Regions from separate parts of the Homo sapiens genome. Here region 2 is linked to region 1. The links are chromatin loops, found by intact Hi-C in ENCODE. Cell type or tissue: heart right ventricle. All regions are shown on one strand.

Region 1 (2,500 bases):
AGTCCACTAGAACTAAGAATACAGGCATAAGGTTAGAATCAACAAAACAGGAAACTAAAAATTAGTATGGAGGAATCTGCCCCAAGACTTCCAGGGAATGCCTATCAGCCTGTGACTGGAACCAATCTGGAGTCTCTACTGCCTCCCCCAAAGGATTGCTTATGTCTCCCACCTACAACTCCCTACACCTGTGGAATTTTACATTAAAAACTCCTCATTTCCCCTCCACCATGACCGGCTGCCAGGTGACCCTCGGTGTCACTGTGGAGCAAGCACACAGGCTACAGTGCTTGGGTAGTCAGAACCTCCCTGAGGTGGAGAAAGAGAGAAAATATATGGTGAGATAAGCAATTTTTTCACCTGAAAAATTGCACATTCCTCACAGGGCTGTCATAGGCAGTGCCTGAAGCAGCGTCCTAAGGCACTCGACACGGTGCCCCACCCAGAGCAAGAGCTCAGTGAATGTGAGCCACAATTATTAGGAGCCCTGGTGTCAGTCAATATATGTTTACGGAGGCCTTTGTATTTGCTTTAATACATCAGAGATGAGTGAGTCAGCCGCAGCTACACAGATGAGTGAGCAGACAGGACAGGGACACAACTGAGAATGCGTCTCAGAAACAGGGCACAGCACTTGTGAGAGAAGGTGGGAGCAAAGGTTACCCCCAGGTTGGGCAAGCAGAGTGGAAGTGAGGGAATGATTCAAGAGGAAGTGGCATCTGCACTGGACCTAGAAGATACTGTTTTCAAGTGGAGGGAAGAGCCAGGGGTGGAGGAAGAACTGGAAAGAGAAGAGAAGATTATCAGCAAAGAGGTGGAGACTGAGTGTGCAGGAGGAAATGCCTGAAGAATATCAAGGAATTCTGAGCATACATGAAAGGGAAACAAGGACGCGGCTGGGCCCAGCTAATGCACACAGGGCCCAACAGACAAGAGCAGAGAGGACACATTGAAGGTTTTCAACACCGGAGTTTCAGGGTCCAAGCTTTGCTTAAGAGTCATCTCTTAGTCCCCCTAACACCCTGGACAGGCAAGTAGGTAACATGGCCACCATGACGTGCACTGGGTAGAGGTGGGGGATGAGCGGGGAGGCAGGACTGGCTTAGCAATTGCTGCAGAACCAGCAAGAAGCCTTCCAGTCATCAAGTCGCTGTGAACTTCCTATTTAGACAGGTCTCACCTGCCGCTGAATGCCTCCTCATCTCAGGTTTGTTCTGGGTCTCTGTACTGTGGCAACCTGGGCACTAGGACACCAGGCCCCAGCCTGGCTGGAGTGGAGAATGGGGAAGGAAAGCCAATGCTAACGACCAGTAGGAGTGAGAGGCCATTCTCCAGCAGGGTATAGCGGTTTTTGTGGCTGCAATATTCATAGTTAGCCACTAGATGACAGTTAAGAGCAACAGCTTCCAGCTGCGCAGCCCAAAGGGCTCCTGGGAGGCCAGTTTCCCGGCTGACCCGTGAGAAGTCCCAAATAGGTTGCTCTTATTGGGAGAGAACACAGGCCCCTCAGCCTCACCCTCACTCTCATCCTGTTAGGGGCTGACCCTCCACTGATTTGCACATGAGAAAGAGTCACCCCTGCAGATTGAAACACAAGTAGGGAACCCGGGATCCTTGCTCTGTTGGGGCACCAGGCCAGTACCTCCAGTCATATTCTTTCCCGTCACACAGACGTCCTCAAATTTGAATCTGGCTCCCAGAGTCTACTGCGTGTATGAAGGCCTGCACGTATGTGCCATGAGGTAAACGTGGATTCAGCTGGCAGCTGCTCCCTTCTGGAAAGAAACTGTTGTGTTTCAAGGGAGTAGAATGTACTGTGGACAGGATCTCTTCCTTCATTCTCTAAATCAGGGACCTGACAAGAAGCTGCTGGCAATCCGGAGGCCAACTGGAGACCCCGGACCCTGTGCAGAGGTGCAAAGCTCCTGCCACCTGGCTGCGTTCCTCTTCACCGTCACAGGTCAAAGGGCAGAACTTTAAACACCCACTTACTCCTCCCCTGCCCCGGAGCAGCCCCGTGCCTGAGGCAGGTGCACGTGTGCCTGGAGCAGTATTTCCTAGTGACTAGACAAAGGGGAGACAGGCTCAGAGACACAATAACAGGAAGAGGGAGACAGAAAGCAAGATAGAAACACACACACAGAGATGAGGGACAAAAAACACAAGACAAAAGGAGAGGCAGGTCTGTCAAAGAAGAAAGATTTTTAGTGAAGACAAATGAAGCCTAAACATTTCCTCGTTTAAACATCTACTGTGGAGAAGCTTCTTCATTTTCTCCTGCCATTTGCAGGCATCCACTCACGACTCCTCAAGATGCTGAGAAACAGAAAGGTGCATCATGATAGTTGGCTAACTGGGCCAAAAGGTGACTGACTCAGTGATCCAAGGCAAAGGAACAGCAGGTGTGTGGGGGTGACCCGGAAAACTGCAGCTGGAGACTCTGAAATCTCTTTGCCCACTTGCTGGTACTGGGTGTAAATTAACTAGAGCTCCTCAGTTA
Region 2 (2,500 bases), 95 kb after region 1:
CAGCTAAGCTGTACAATTGCACGTGATTTGACTATGGACTGTTGATGCAGCCAAATAGAATAAAAACTGCAAGGAGAAAGAGGCCCAGTATGCTCTTACCTATTAGCAGATAGACCAAGCAGAAGAGAAGCAACCTTAAAAGAGCTCCAGACTGATACGTGGTTTAGAAGAATATCTGTCTTTTAATAAAACATTGTGATGGAGAGAAACTAGGTTGCTTAAGCAAAGGCACTAGAGGCCTGGTGATCTTTTGGTCTTGTTTTATTACCAGTGTTTGACCAAAATGGCTTCCACATTATTCACCCATTTCCCACAAGTTTCTCAATACTTACAGGATTTCAGTAAATTTTTTCAGATATCCAGGAAGTAATATTCAAAAACTACAATTTTCACTGATAACTTTAACCATACTGCGCTAATTGAGTGGCTGGCACTATATTTCTGTACAAGGGATTAACTTTGAATTTATGTTTAAGAAGCAATTCTTTGTTGCCTAGTTTAGTTATTTCTTTTACCACAAAGTGTTTTCTCATTCTTCTTTTTAAAGCTCTGAAAAAGCTTTTCTAATTCATAGTTCAAAGTAGGAGCTCAATAGATCATCATGCTGGCAACAGGGCAGTGTATTCTCTGCCTTGGAGTTGCTTAGTCTTATGTGAGAAACAAAAATAAACAGTTAATTTCATTTCAGTGTGTATGTGCTCAGGTAGAGATAGCCAAAGGGCTGTGGGAATTTAGAGCGGGCCACCCACCAACCCCAGATTGTGGAAATCAGGAAAATGTTTTAGACCCTTATTAGTTTCTTGCCCCAAGAGAGAAGAATTATAGGTATTGAGTTATGTTTTAGATAGTGGGAGTGGGAGCAGGTACAGAACATTCTTGAAAGAGGGAACAGCATGAGCCAGAGACATGAGACAGCACAGTCTGTGTTCAAGGAACTATTACAGGTAGCTCTGTATCGCTGAAGCATAAAGTGAAAGGCAGGGAGAGTGACAGGAAATATGAAGCTGAAGACTTAGTAGAATTTTAGAGATTTTTAAATAGCATGTGGAGAGAAGCTTGAGTTTTGTCATGTAGTTAATGGAGTCTGTAAAAGGTCTTAAGCAGGGGAATGGTAGTGTGATAATTTACTGTTAGATTTTTGGCAGAGGTGTGAATGGTTGATTTGCAGACGTAGCAAGTTAGGAATTAGGGAGATCTGTTAGGAGGTTGCTCTAGGTAAGAGATAAGGGCTTGAGTTAAGGCAGTCAGAATGGGGATTGAGAAATGATTTGAAGAAATTTAGAGTAGAATAAACAAGATGGTCAAGGGAGGGTGAAGGCAAAGGAGTAGTCACAGGTGTTTTTCAGGTTTCTAGTTTGAGGACTGGGTAGATAGCAGTACCAGATGGTGGGATCAAGGATATAGGAGGAAGAGATTTGGAAAAGGAAGCTAATGTATTCAATTTTGGATTTAGATGTTTTTGAGATACCTTGGAATATGAAGGAAGAGAGATGCAACTTTTAAATGAGCTTTGTTTATCCTCAACATTAAGGTAGGGTATCACAGAAGGGTTTTAAGGAATGGACCAGTTAGGAAAAGATAAGGGCTGAAGATAAAGTTTCAGTAGCTGTCAACTAAAAACCATGAGAGTACGTAAGTCTCCTATGTAGAATATAAAGGGAAGATTTCAGAACCAAACCCTTGGAGCATCAGAATTTAAATAGTGAACAGAAGCAGCATATCAAAGGAGACTCAGAAACAAGAGTCAGTGTGAGATGAAAAGCAGAAGTGTGTAATTTGACAAGTCAAAGAGGAGATGGTTTAAGTTAAAACAGCAGTCAGAGGTACCACATGCAGCAGGGAAATCAAAAAAAGCTAACTTCTGCCACACCATACTAGTCTCAGTGGTACAATGAGGACAGAAACTAGATTTCAGCAGGCTGAGGACTAAATAGAAGGTGAAAACATTGAGATTACAAGTATAAACTACTGTGAAATTTGATAAGTGAAAGTAGACAGAAAAGGTAGTGGCTGATAATAACTGACATTTCAGCACATATTCTGTGCCAGGCTAAGCATAGCATATACATTTATTTCAGTTCCTCCTAATAAGTCAATTTTACAATGTTGATACTGAGTTGAGGCATATAGGCTGGCCTGCCTGCCTTCCGTCCTTCTGTCCGTCCGTCCGTCCTTCCTTCCTTCCTTTCCTTTCCTTTCCTTTCCTTTCTTTCCTGGCAGGGTCTTGCTCTGTCCCCCAGTCTGGAGTACAGCAGCATGATCACCACTCACCGCAGCCTTGACCTCCCTGGGAACTGGTGATTTTCCTTCCACCTCAGCCTCCTGAGTAGCTGGGACCAGAGGTGTGCGCCACCATGCCTGGCTAATTTTTGTATGTTTTGTAGAGACGGAGTTTTGCCTTGTTGCCCAGGCTGGTCTCTGACTCCTGATCTCCTCTTAAATTTGTCCATACTCTTGGATTAAAGTATTAATCTAATTTTTACAAATAAGGAAACTGAAG

The links. Peaks named below come from ENCODE experiments on the same cell type or tissue, not always from the same donor. Only the 100,000 strongest peaks of a DNase experiment are listed, where the experiment ranks them.
Region 2: a loop joins it to region 1, with 2.1 times the contacts of the local background. A loop is called at or near these places in 55 of 110 quality-filtered maps.

What each region holds. Positions count from the first base shown.
Region 1 is chr1:172,448,716-172,451,215 of GRCh38, forward strand. The region is part of intron 3 of C1orf105 (chromosome 1 open reading frame 105); the gene reads left to right. Among named protein-coding and RNA genes, the nearest start is that of PIGC, 5.9 kb to the left of the region's middle. In heart right ventricle, CTCF peaks have their summits at 1,386 (motif pointing right) and 1,586; a DNase peak (open chromatin) is centred at 1,481; H3K4me3 peaks cover 426 bases; H3K27ac peaks cover 737 bases.
Region 2 is chr1:172,543,737-172,546,236 of GRCh38, forward strand. The region is part of intron 1 of SUCO (SUN domain containing ossification factor); the gene reads left to right. Among named protein-coding and RNA genes, the nearest start is that of SUCO, 12 kb to the left of the region's middle. In heart right ventricle, no CTCF peak of the experiment used is centred here; no DNase peak of the experiment used is centred here.